3 separate regions of the Homo sapiens genome follow, and regions 2 and 3 are each linked to region 1. Evidence: chromatin contacts called from ENCODE Hi-C data. All regions are on one chromosome and are shown on one strand. Each heading gives the region's core, a stretch centred on a gene start or an enhancer-like site at or near the end of the contact. The rest is flanking DNA. Distances are from core to core; before and after follow the strand shown.

Region 1 (4,269 bases), core at 781-3,280:
TGTTCAACCAGATGTCCTTACTTGGACATACCATAAACATTTAAAATGCAAAAGGTTGAAAATCTGTATCCTTCATTCTCTTATTACATATAGTTGCCCAAACCACAAGCCAAAGACTTCCTAAACTCCCCCTCACTTACTAGTTACAATGCCCATCACCAGACCTTCACAAGGTCCTGCAGATTCTAACTCCTTAACGTCTTTCTAATCTAGTCCTTCATCTTCATCCTACTAAGGTTCTTAATTCAAGCTCACATAATTTCTTGCTTGGATTACTGGAAGAGCTTCCCAATCCATTTCCCTTCTTCCAATCTCTCCTCCACTTTGCTACCAGAGCACATTACAGGTCTTCAACAAATGTTGTTGATTACATTAAGTACAAATCTGACAATGTCATTTCTCTACTTAAACTTTCAGAGAAACGCCACAATTTTCACAAGGCCTCTCATGGTCTAGCTCCTTATTACTACTACTGCCTCATTGCCCCAACTCTTCCTCTCCCATCCTCCTCTCCAGCCATTCAGCTTTTCTTAGTTCTCTAAATACCATGCCATTTCAGGCCTCCCTTCCTCTGCACATGCTATTACTGCTCCTTTACTCCTCTAACTAGTACTTCAAAGGTAGGCTTAAGTATCACCACTTCAAGAAAATGCCTCATGTATATCTCAGTCACACTGAATGGAAGTTAATGATTTGTCTGTAAACCAGAAGTTCCTACAGCAGGGTCCACCAACCTTATTTGGTTTGTAGCACCAATGACTGGCACAAAGTATGCAATCATTCACAGATGGGTTCGATTTGATATCTTCTAAATTTTCTAAAAAAGGGAGAGGAGCTTAGTGGGCTTTATATCACCATTCCGGTATAGCACAAAGTGAGAGCGCTGTACTACAAAGCCAAATGTGCTTCAGGTTGGAAATGCAAAAATAAAATAAAATAAAATAAAATAAAATAAAACACAAGGCACACCCTTTCAAAATGAAATGTACGAAATTCTGAAAGCCTATATAGTATCTAATAAACCAGCCTTGGAACTTTATACTACTTGGGGAAAGGCTTATTAAACACTTTGATGATAAAAATAGGTGGAAGGCTTCAATAAAGCAAATTAACCTTTCTTGGCTATGTCACTGTAATTTTAGTTCCTAATGTAGATTCTCGTTCACTTCCTGACAGGTTATTTTCCTTCTTTGAGAGAGTCTTACCTCAAGAGTCACTCATTTGTCAGCCATTTGTTCTCAAAATCTGAATGGGGGAAATGCAGATGAAAGAAGGGAGAGTGTGGGGGGATGATCAACACTTTCGGAATGGGAGGTAGCAGAAGGCCACAGTCTCCGGGATGGAAGAGAGTGGGAGCTGGGGCAATACCAGAGTGGAGCGCTGACATGTGGCAAGGAACGGGGAGGATGCGATCACGGAGCAGGCAACATGAAACAGGGAACGACCCCAGGCTGAAGATGGGAGACGGAGAAGATACTCAGAGAGAAAGCTAGGAATGTGTGGGGGTGGGGGGAGGGAGGGAGAAAGCGGTGATAGGCAGAGGCGAGAGGAAACAAGACGCAGTTTTTAGCCAGGGGTCAGAGGGCCTAAGGAGAAAAGCTGGGTCGAGAGGAAGACAACACAAATGGGGCTTCAGGACGAGGTGGGCAGGGTGTCATCCCGGAGCGGAGGGGAGGCACGGGGAGAACTGGGGGTCCAGAGGGCAGAGGCAGGAGGCGCAGAGCGAGTAGGAGACTCGAACCCGTGAGCAGAGGCCGCGGGTGACGAGGGAAGGAAGGGCGAGGCCAGAGAGGCACTTACTGGGGTCCCTCCGCAAGGCGCCGCTGAGGATCTCCTCCCGCAGGTGAGGAAAGAGGAAGTCCCGGGCGGCCTGGAGGTCCTGGAAGTAGCAGAACTGGACAATGGAGCAGGCCATGGCTCCAGGGAACCCCACTACGGCACTCACCTTACCTCACCACGCCCTGCCCCCTCCACCCCACTGCGGCCGCCACCGAGCCCCAATAGCTCTAGCCAAGCAGAAGGCGGAGAAACCAAACCGGAAGCTGTCACTGACACGGGTCCGCTGTCTCCGAGTACTGCGCAGGCGCAGGCTGGCCCAGGCGCCTAGGGCGCGGGGGCCCGGGTCACGTGACTACGGCGCCGCCGCTGCAGGTGGAGCCAAAGTCGACGTGGAGGCTTGGGGCAGATTTTTCAGTCCCAGTTGTGTGTCTACGCCGAGGCATGAACCCTTTCATTCATTCTGGCTTTTAGCCAGAGGTGTTCTAATTGGACTTGTCCGCGCAGCCCTTTGACTTATTCAGTCTTATTGGTCCCCTACTATTGGCACGATCCTGATGTTTCACAGAAACTAATTCGTTTTAAACTAGTGGCAGGCCAGTGGGGGACCGTATCCTGCAAGAGTCGGATTTTGAAAAGATTAATTGCTCTTCCGGAGATTAGCCCCGTCAAGGCTGGCTTTAAATGCTCCTACTATAGATTCCCATAGTACTACGCAAGCCCAATATAGTACGTGTTATAGTGTATTATACACTTTTGTTTTCATTATTCATTTGGTTTTTCATTCATGCATTCATCCATCCATTCAACAAATATTTGTTAGTCTTTTAAATGCCAGCCACGCAGGGTGCTGAGCATTAGAGAACAAAAGAGAAGAAGTACCTTTTCCCAGAAAGCTGGAATTCTAGTGACTGATACAGGCAGTAAGCAATTAATTACAGTATTTCCCTTTAATCCAAGGGGATATGTTTTAAGATCCCCAGTGGATGACTCAAACCATGGATAGTACTGAAACCTATGTATGTGTATTATGTTTTTACCTATACATATATATGATAAAGTTAAATTTATAAATTAGGCACAGTGAAAGATTAACAATAACTAATAATTAAATTGAATAATTATGTGGAAAATGAACCCATGGATAAAGGGGGGACTACTGTACTTAACTATTTAACTGAAATTGTGATCATGCTAGTAAGTGCTTCATAAATATTTGCTGAAGAAATAAATGGAATGCATACATAAAGTAAATAGAATAACTTGTTTCTTTGACAAAGCACTATTTTTGAAAGTACTTTACATTGTTCATTTGGATAGTCACAAATGCCATCTAAAAATAGTGTGTCTTATCCCATTTTTAAAATAAAGAAATTGAGCTGTCTCTGAGCAGACTTTAAGTTATTTTTCCAAAAAATAAAAACAAAAAAAATTATTTTAATGTGAGCACAAAGGCCTGTAGGCACTTACACATTTCCTAAAGGAAACCTAAAGAGGCCATCCACTTTGTATGAAAAAAGGGCACAGGAACAAATGAAAGGCAAGTGGATGGGGTCCAGAGCATTCATTTCTGTCAGGCCCGTGGACATACACACTTAGTCCTAATAATATAACAACTATAATTTAGTGCCCAGGTTCCTACTCCATTATTTCCTACTTCTAGAGTAGGATGATTTTCACAAAATAGGATAGGCAATTTCTATGTTATCAGGTTAACAGGAATCAGTTCTTCACCTATAAAAGGCAGTTGAATCAGATGTGCTGTAAGGTCCCTTTAAGCATCAGGGACCTATACTTCTGTAATCAAAGCTTTCAGAAAAAGCAAGCTGCCAGTGCTCCCTTCTTCCATCTGAAGAAATGCAGTGTTTCCTCAGATCATCACTAACTAGAATAATCCAGCCCTGATAAGATTATTCCCTAAAATCCAGCACCAATCCCAAACTAAACCAAAATTTAAATTTAGATTCTTAGTGTTACTGGACGAATAACAAACACATGACACTTTCTGGAAGGAGACTGTCATTCCTTGAAAACCATTCAAGTTCCTATTCAGGTAAATGCATTTTGTGGAAGTAACTGCTGTTGGCTGATTTTGCTGGCCTTTGTTCTTCCCTGAGGCATTCATATGTCTCCTGTGGTGGTCATTGAATTTCATTACTGTGTTGGCTCAGTTTTAATGGTGAAGTCCCTGACTTCCTTCCAAGTACTGTTGAAAAGGATCATTCATGGATGTTTTTAAGGACTTTAGATACCCTTCACAGAAATTACAACACATTCATGAACTGAACTCTTCCCCCAGGAAGTTGTAATGCAACAGGGGGGGATGCCTCTGGAGTTCTGCTACCATGGTTTCTGCGGCATGTGGGAGGATTGCATCAGACAGTGAATATCACTTATTCCACAGTCATAAGAAAGCACATTGCAAAAATGTGCAGGCCTTACATATCCCAGCATTGACAGTGTCTCTCCGAGGTCTGGGTTCAGGAGGTAGGA
Region 2 (4,500 bases), core at 85-2,584, 2.3 Mb after region 1:
CTGGTCACAGACAGATGCCAAGTTCTTCAACCAGGGCTGGAGAGCATTGTAGCCACTCTTCTGGAGAGCATTGTAGCCACTCTTCTCTGGGCTGACCTGCTCATGCAGTCCCCCGCTTTTTTAACTGCACATATAAATCATCCAGTTATAGTATGATTTAAATAAGATTTTGCTTCCCTGCTCAGAAAGAAAGTACAAAAATTGCTTGTTGCTTGATGGAGGCTTTACAGAGCTGTGATTAAAAAGGAGCATACTACCTGGGTTTGAATCTTAGCTCCATCACTCACTAGGTGTTTGAATGCCTTAAGGTAGTCATCTCTGAAATGGGGATCATAATAGGACCTACTACTCTAAGGTGCGATTGTTGTGAAGATTAATCTTAATTCTGGCATGAAATAAGTATAAAATGGAAGCTCATCACACTGTTATTAAATTAATTTACTTTTTTCCTATGGATATAGATCTAGGAATCTCAAGATCTCAGCCCAAGGACCATTACCCATTTCTATCAACGACCAAGCAGGCCACGGGCTCTGATTTATATCCTCAGCCCCCTATTCCACTCACCTCCCCCTTTCTTAATCAAAGAGCACCACGGGATGGTGCCCCCAAGGAAGCCCTGGGAGGCTGAAAAGGAGGGAGCCTGAAACCAGAGACTAACAGTGGCAAATCGCGGGTGGGATTTGGCAGTTCAGAAAAGGAGGTACCATGCCAAGAGTGGGGGTAGCGGGGTGAAGTAGCGGGGTGAAGTGGGGGGCTGGTTCGGGACAGGCCACAAACCAGAAACTGCGAGAAGGCGCCAGAAGGGACCTGTTGAGATGGCGCAGGGTTGGGGGACCCAAGCGCGCGGGGAGGGGTGAACTAAGAATGGAGTCACGCGGAGGTGCTGCGAGGGACTGGGGCAAAGGCAGGTGATTGGGCGAGGGAGTCCTGGTTGCCACGGCAGCGACCAGAGGAGAAGGCTTCGAGGAGAGGAGGAGGCTGCTGTCAGTCCTCCTCCTGGAGGTCTCCCGCATCCCTCCTAGAGCCTCTGCTGACGTGTCAGTCGGAAACTGCTCAGACCTTCGCGGGCGCCGCCCCTCTGCGCTTGTCTTCCCACATGCCCCCGGCGCTCCGCCTGGTCCCTGCCCGCGTCCCTGCCCCCGTCCCTGCCCCCGTCCCTGCCCCCGTCCCCGCCCCGTCCCCGCCCCCGCCCCCGCCCCCGTCCCCGCCCCCGTCCCCGCCCCGTCCCCGCCCCAGCCCCCGCCCCAGCCCCCCCGTCCCCGCCCCGTCCCCGCCCCCGTCCCGCCCCTCTGCGCCCGCCCCGGCCTCCTCCTCCGCGTCACCGGCTCCCCGAGGTGACCACAACATGGCTGCGGCGCCTGGGCTGCTCGTCTGGCTGCTCGTGCTCCGGCTGCCCTGGCGGGTGCCGGGCCAGCTGGACCCCAGCACTGGCCGGCGGTTCTCGGAGCACAAACTCTGCGCGGACGACGAATGCAGCAGTGAGTGCGCTGGAGGGGCGGCTGGCCTCGGGGCGGCTGGCCTTGGGGTCTCCGCCGGCCCCGGGGGTCTCCGCGGCGGCGCCGCCTGGGCTGTGCGGGGACGGGAGTTCCGCAGCCCCTGGCCGGCCCGGGGGTCGCAGGCGGGATGGGCTGAACGCGGGGGTGGGCGCGCTCCGGGTCCCTGTGTCTGCCTTCTCCCGCTCTGCCTGCGCCCGGCCCCTCGGGCCTGACCATGGGGGCTGCACCTCCCACTTGTTGCCAGCGTTTTATTTTTCCTCTGCTGAGGCGGGGGGTTGCTTGCGGTGGTCCCCGGCTTCCCCAATAGTGGCTCACAGCGTCCCCTTCCCACCCCCCCAATCCGCCTGGGCTCGGAGGGTAGATGTGGTTGCGCGCCGCGCGTCTGGGCTCCCCACGCCGCAACCAAAGCTTTCCTGCCCGCGCTGCGGGGACCTCGGTGGGTGCATCACCCCGGCAGATGCGCTAAGGGCTCGGTGGGCGTTTTCCCAGTGGCAGGTTGATGGTGGGGTTTGTTTGGAAAGGCTCCCTGGCGCTGCTCCTTTGCCCTTCTGCTTTATTGGGATTTGGGCTTGTACCGCCTTTTGAACAGGAATTGGGAGTTTAGGTTTGGGACGAGTCTGGAGTCCAAGCACTCATTGTATTCCGAGGTCTCTGCCCCGACTTTGATCAATCCTGTCGTTTCTGTGCTTGGAAGCCGCCTTGCAGACTGCTAGGCAGGACTGCAGGAAGACCAAAATCTTTCGCTCTGCAGAGACCGAGGATCTGCACCGGCCACCTGGGACCGGCAGCCTCCTCTTCTGTGCGCAGGAAGCGGAATTGCTCTCCAGTCTGGGATTGGAGGTGGGCGGTGGAGAGGGCACAGATCTTCAGGCTCAGATGAAGAAGGTTATTACAGGAATGACAGTAAATACTCCAAGGGTCTCATAAGCCAAGCTTGGTTTAGCCTTAGCCGCTTGCGTGTTGAAACCTCTTCCCTCTATGTTCGCCGGACCAGGATCATTTTAGGGCCTCCCAGACCGTCTCAACCTTGTAACTTACTGATAGCCACTGCAGAAACGGTTTTTCATACACTGTTAAGCAATGCCTATAGAAACGTATTCATTTTAAGAAGGCCAAGAACTCTATGGTTTAGCTATTTATATTCAAATTGATGTTATCAAAACCGAATTTCATAATATGAACTGTTTGTATCTCTACAACACTAATCAAGAAAAGAGATCTCTAATGAGTGTGAAGCCATTCCTAGAGATAACCCTGTGGTTGATGTAAATAAACACTACAAAAGCGGTACAACTGCCATGATTTTTCCCTTTAGTTTTCTTGGGTCAAAGCCACGCTGTTACCCATTTGCCGTTGGCAATGGCAAGATAGTTGGTATTCTTTGCTTGCAAGCATTGCCCTGCCTGGGTTCCTCAAAACAGGTTACCTGGAGAATCATCACATCACTGATGCTTCTTCAGTACTGAGGCATGATGTTAGAAGAGCTCACGGTTGTAACATAACTTGAGAAATGGTACGTGTTCAGAGGAAACCAAATACAATAGGCATCAACAGGAGCAAGGTCTAGATGGGTCTGTGTTGTGTTGTAGAAAGTGTTTAGTAATGTGAGTATGTACGGTGCCCTTGTGTGGTTTTCAAATAGCTGTTCCACAGGGTGCATTTTGTTGGCATCTCAAATATTATTATAAATCCTCTATGATCTATTGTAAGGGGGAGCAAAAGAAACATTGCCATTTTCAATTCTGATCTTATTCCCAACCTTAAATTGTCCATCATCTTAAACCTGGCCTCACACTCAATTATATCTGAGCTACAAAGCTGACATGTTGGAAAGTAATCAGAGTTTAGCTTCAAAAAACAAGTAGCCCCTTCCAAATCTATATGCGTGTATAGCCATTTAAAGGCACGTTTTTAATGTATTTTATTGCAAATTGGCTTTTGGAAAAAATCTTATTTCTATTCGTCCTTCTTTGTCTCTGCTATTTAGATGTATTTATTGTCCATTTCATCTTACATGGGAAACTGTGTATGTGGTCAACAAAAATAAAAGTACTGCTTCAGCCAGTTTCTAGATCAAGCGTGATTGAATTACTGACCTATTCTCATAGTTTTGCTTAGTCCCAGCCAAATGAGATGTCGACTTTTGATTTTGTTTATAGAAAAATATACATAAGGGTATTCTTTCCTTTGTTTTGAAACTTAATTTTGGATACAGTCAACATTATTTACTTTCAGAAAATATTGCCTTGTGATGTAATTGAATCTATAGTAGGGTGTGATAGATATCTTTTCCCATTAATTTATCCAGACACTGTACTAAGGGAACAACTTGGCTGCAAATGAAATTGACAGTGTTTACTGCTACATAGTACTGGTTACAGTCACTTGAAGATAGACCCTTTTAGTGGTTAGTTCAAGTTAATTGACCTCTTGGGGGTTCCTGGGTACTCTAGTTCCCTATTACCCGTTCATGTAGCCATGCTTAAGTTAATCATCATCTGGGCTTGAATTTACCCATTTGCAAAAGGAAGCTTTTTATGAATATGAAACAGAAAAGATTGAGGACTAGAAGGTTAGAGAGGGAATCGAGAGTTTCACTTGGGTGAGAAAAGCCATGTGTGGTAGTTGGCACATTGCTTTTTGTTTCTCAGTATTATCCATAGAGAAAAATAGAGAAGGTTTTCCTTTCCCTTGTCTGCTTGCAGAAGGTATGATTTATAGCAGTAAAGCTCAAAGGATTTGAGATACTTTGAGCATATGAAAGAAATTCCAGAGAGTACTGGAAAAACTTGGTTGTTGTTTATAGTGGGATTCTTATATTTCCTGATAAATCAATATGCACTGTGAACACTGAATCCTGATATCTGGCTATTTTTTTTCTCTCTCTTTATATACAGTGTTAATGTACCGCGGTGAGGCTCTTGAAGATTTCACAGGCCCGGATTGTCGTTTTGTGAATTTTAAAAAAGGTGATCCTGTATATGTTTACTATAAACTGGCA
Region 3 (4,304 bases), core at 1,754-4,253, 2.4 Mb after region 1:
ACAAGAGACTTTGCAATTTTAAACAGGGTGGCCAGAGACAGCCTCACTGAGGATATTTGAACAAAGACCTGAAGGAGGTGACAAAGTGACCCAAACAGATAATGGGGGGAAAAGTGCCCCAGAAAAAAAATACGAGAGCCCTAAGGCAGAACTATGTTCCAGGAAATAGCAAGGAATGTGGGAGCACTTACTCTTTTCATACTTCCGTAATTGCAACACCCAGTTACTCTAAAATCTTCCATTGGCTTCTCAGTGCTTTGAGGGCAGAAATCAAATTTTATTCATCTTTGTATCCCTAACCCTTAGTTGTTGAGTCATGAAATTGTTTAAGCTACAGTATTATTACATTATGAGAATACAGATATGCACTATCTCTCCCCCTACATCCCTCGCATAAAGCAGCTCCTGTGTGTTGTATGGCGATAAGATTGCTGCCTACCCAATTAGAAATCCCAACGATCCTAGACTCTTCCTCCTTCTACACCCTCGACATCCAGTCAGTAACTAAATCCTGTCAATTCTTGTTTACATCATTATAGTGGCCCCCAATTGGTCTATTTTGCTGCAGCCTTTCCTCCCAGATATTTCAAATGAAAAAGATAATTTGCATTCATTTCTGGATATATTAGGTAATTTTAAACTCTTGACCTCATTTTATATGTAGCCTACATGTTTACAGAATTTAAGCCAATCATTACATGTTTTCACTGAAATTTGACCCTGGCAGTTTTTATAATTTGAGGACTACTAGAATCATGAAGTTCAATGGTTAGTACTGAGGTCCAACAATGGATCTGCACATGCCTATCACCCTCACCTTCATGTTCCTAGAAATTCAAACTAAACAGCTTGCATATTCAATTTTCCTTTGTAATTTCAATTGGACATGGTATTCTTCACTTTCCATTGTGAAGTCGGCTGCCCAGTGTCAACAGCTGCTAGGTCTCACCACCTCACAAGTAAGAGATGGCTTTCTATTTCAAACTATGCAATATTAGTTAATATACAGAATGGGTATACATAGGTGCTTACTAATTGGCTACAGTATGGAAGGGTGTGTTCTCCAGTAATAAAGAAAATCTTATCATTTGTCTAATTCACTTACAGAATTACTCTCTCAGTACATCTTAAGCACTCTGTAGTAGAGACAGGATTTGGATTTTCTTTTTTAAATCCCAGATTTCAGTGGTATCAGCTTGTGACCTGAGTAATCTGTTTAACCTGAGCTTCAGTTTTCCTCATTTCGTAAAATGAGAATAATTATATTCTCACTGGGTTATTGCAAGAGCAAATGAAATCATGTGAAAGTGCAAAACAAATGCTAGTAGTTGTTACACATCGCAAAATGGCTCAGAGCACGGGTTTTTGTCAGAGCTTTTTGAAGCTACAGGCGATTCAAAGTCAGTACCTACACATTTAAATTATCTTAATAGATAAAAACAAATAACTATTGCGGGGAGACGATAAGAGTTTAGATCTTCCAAGTACCAAGCGTATATTCTTGCCAGAAATCGTTGTGTGTCGGGGGCGGATGGGGGGTGGGGGAGGCCGGGGGTATTCTACTCATACGTGGTTTCATACTCAGTGAAATCTCAAACAATAACTTGCTTTAAACAGAGAATAATTAATGGCGAGTTTGCAAACAATAGCATTTTGGCAGACAGTTCTTAAGTTCAGTAAAATGTGCAAAAACCTAAGCAAGGTTTTATGTGTATATAAATCTTGTCTTTTATTTTTTAAGACAACCCTGAAGTTTTCTGTGGAAACCAGAAAGGGCAAGAAATTGGTCTTAGGTTGCTCAAGGAAACTGGTACTCACTTGTACCCTGCGGCTATACATTATATACAGGAAAAGGAGGAGGGATCCAAGGAGGGCGTGGAGCTCCTGTGCGTGGTCCATTAATTCACATTTTGCTCTCTTCGGTTCACATCCTGCGCGGACTCCACCCAAGGCAACCGAGCGAGGGGGTGGGTGGGACTCACAGCCTACCAAATAACAGTCCCAGAAACCGAAACGAAATCGAGGTGGAATTCTGAAAACACGGCTCACCAGAAAGAGGGGTGGAGAAGGAGCGCGAGAGGAGACCCTTCTTTTGGCAGAAGAGGTATCCCTGGCCCTCGTTGCTTCCTGGGCTCCCCCCCATCCCCTCAATCGCAAACAGTTCCCTCCTTTCCTACGCATGGAAGAAGGAAGACACACACAGAGCAAGGCCACTCATCCTTGGAACGTGGGCGGAGAACACACAAGTATTCCTCAGAGAATTTCAAAAGGAAATCGAGGAAAAGCAACCTGGGAGAGGAGGAGGAAAGGAAACTGACTGCCAAGTGGGGGACCCGCGAGACGGTGGAAAGGAACTAAGCAGATAGCCTGCTGGGGCCTGCGCCCCAGGAAAGAAGGGCTACCTGTTGAATGGAACTGTCCCTGCGGAGGCGGAGAGGGAAGAAGGCGAGTCACCCCAGAGAGCGGAGCCGTTGTCCCTAGAGCAGCCTCGCTGGGGCTGGTGGCGAGGGATCTCAGCCCCAGTGCCTGCGGAGCCCCACCCTGAGAAGCCTTGGCTGCAGATACGGTGATGAGAGACACCGACAGAAACAAGGGAGAGGCGCACGACTGGAGCCGGTCTGGCCTGCTCCCGCGGTTAGTCACTCACATCTGATACTCGTCTATCGCCTCCACCAGCTGGCCCCAAGAGTCGAAGTCGGCGCCTCTCCTAAAACTGGCGCCCCAGCGCTGCAGCAGACTCCGGGTCACCTCCGACATGGCCGGTCCCCACCCCGTCCCCTCCCGCCCCTACCCCAGCAAGGCCGGGTTCTAGGGCGCCATCCTCCCCCGGCCTGGCCCCGACATTAACAGGGCCAGGAGGAACCGCTACGGCCACCACCGCCACCCGCCGAGGAGCCGCCCAAGCCCATTTGCCGCCACAGCCAAACTTTGCGGCTCCAAAGCGACCGCCCCGCCGAGACCCCGCCCCCGAGGCCCCGCCCCGGGTTAGGTTGAGGCCGCCCCACTGCGCCGAGGGCCGCCATCGCTATTGCGGCATTCTCCCTCGGCTCCGGAGGTAGGGGCAACTCTTCTCTTCCTGTCTGGGAAAAAGACCATAGCTCAAAAGGAAGGCCGAGGGAGAAGTTAGAAAGGGATGATGAACGAAGCGTTTTGAGGGGACTGCAACGCCGCGGCAATACCCGCCCCTGAGCTGCGCGCACTACCGCCTCGGTAGCTATCATGGCCGCCGGGTCACGTGACTCCGGCTTGGCGCCGTCCTGGTTTTCCGTCACCCTGGTTCTGTAGTCTCGGTTCTCCGACTCCCTCTTTTTCTCGCTTGTGGACTCCGATATATTGCCCTTCTTCCCTTAGAAGAACTGCTGAACCGACTCTGAGAAATTTGGTAAGTATGTCAGAGGATGGGTGTTTCTCAGTAATATCCCCCGCTACTTCCCCGGAGTCTCAAGCAATAGGATCACCCCCTTTTACATTAGTCTCCATAGACCCCTGGACAGTGGACCAAAAGTCTCCTTCTAGTGCCTTGAAACAAACGACAGAAAGAAAATCCATATTGGTCACCACAAATCAGTGGCATTAACAGCTAGATCCGCTGAATCCCCTTGCCCCGCATCTCCATTGGTCATTGGAGAGCTTATAATACAAGCTAAACTGGGGTTCGTTCGGCCGTTGTCTGGCCACCTCTCCCGGGTTGACAGTATCGGCTTTCCACAAAAATGCCTGTTTGGAAAGAGGGGAACTCAAGTGTTGGCGCGTGCGCACGGTCGCCGCCCGCTGCCTCGAACGGGACTGGGCACGGGAGGAAGAGGCTGGGTGGTAAACAGGAAGTGGGCGCTCAGAGCTCGGGGGCGGCGCTCAGGTAGGTTCCTCTGGGGACTCGGGGCTTCCGGGGTGGGGGTCCCTTGTTAGGAGCGGGAGTCCTCTTGTGGAAGTGTGTTAGCTTACAGCTTCGATCCGAATGTTGTATTGGTGGCTCTAAAGGCACCCTTGTCCCTGCGGGTGGGTGTGTCGTTCTTCTATCCCACCCTAGGAACTCCCGAAAACTGAAGACCGCCGGGTCGCAGAAGGGGAGAAGATGGGGCAGGGGCAGAAACCCTCTTCTTTCCTGAAGTAAAGATTCGCAAAACTTCAGACATTTTCATCCAGGAAGTAGGAGGCCGCATTAAAAGAAGTATTTGTGGAAGATTTCGCAGCCTCAAGTGCTGAGTGTGATATTATTTGTAGGCACATAGATGCTGTATTAGGCTATCGGAATTTATATGGAAGATGTGTAGAAGATGATATTTTCTGAAATAACTCGTTAAATG

The links. Hi-C counts contacts between places; a loop is a spot of excess contacts on that map. Pooled maps may share reads with other maps.
Region 2: a loop to region 1 is called in a pooled map, with 15 times the contacts of the local background. The contact joins the promoter of MIA3 here to the promoter of RAB3GAP2 in region 1. A Hi-C loop is called at or near these places in 6 of 50 pooled maps.
Region 3: a map of CD4-positive, alpha-beta T cell shows a loop between it and region 1 (13-fold over the local background). The contact joins the promoter of BROX here to the promoter of RAB3GAP2 in region 1. A Hi-C loop is called at or near these places in 2 of 168 maps with a recorded cell type or tissue (CD4-positive, alpha-beta T cell and naive thymus-derived CD4-positive, alpha-beta T cell) and 16 of 50 pooled maps.

Annotation. Positions count from the first base shown.
Region 1 is chr1:220,270,423-220,274,691 of GRCh38, forward strand. It overlaps RAB3GAP2 (RAB3 GTPase activating non-catalytic protein subunit 2), which reads right to left and starts at 2,031. Exons shown (of 35, transcript NM_012414.4): 1 at 1,801-2,031. The coding sequence starts at 1,915. RefSeq lists an enhancer at 125-626.
Region 2 is chr1:222,616,763-222,621,262 of GRCh38, forward strand. MIA3 (MIA SH3 domain ER export factor 3) reads left to right here and starts at 1,335. Exons shown (of 28, transcript NM_198551.4): 1 at 1,335-1,481; 2 at 4,397-4,500. The coding sequence starts at 1,349. RefSeq lists a cis regulatory region at 1-327, silencers at 1,133-1,202, 1,373-1,632 and enhancers at 1,153-2,035, 2,316-2,375.
Region 3 is chr1:222,709,561-222,713,864 of GRCh38, forward strand. It overlaps BROX (BRO1 domain and CAAX motif containing), which reads left to right and starts at 3,004. Exons shown (of 13, transcript NM_144695.4): 1 at 3,004-3,382. AIDA (axin interactor, dorsalization associated) reads right to left here and starts at 2,931. Exons shown (of 10, transcript NM_022831.4): 1 at 2,648-2,931. The coding sequence starts at 2,757. RefSeq lists enhancers at 2,699-3,613, 3,982-4,201 and a silencer at 2,812-3,031.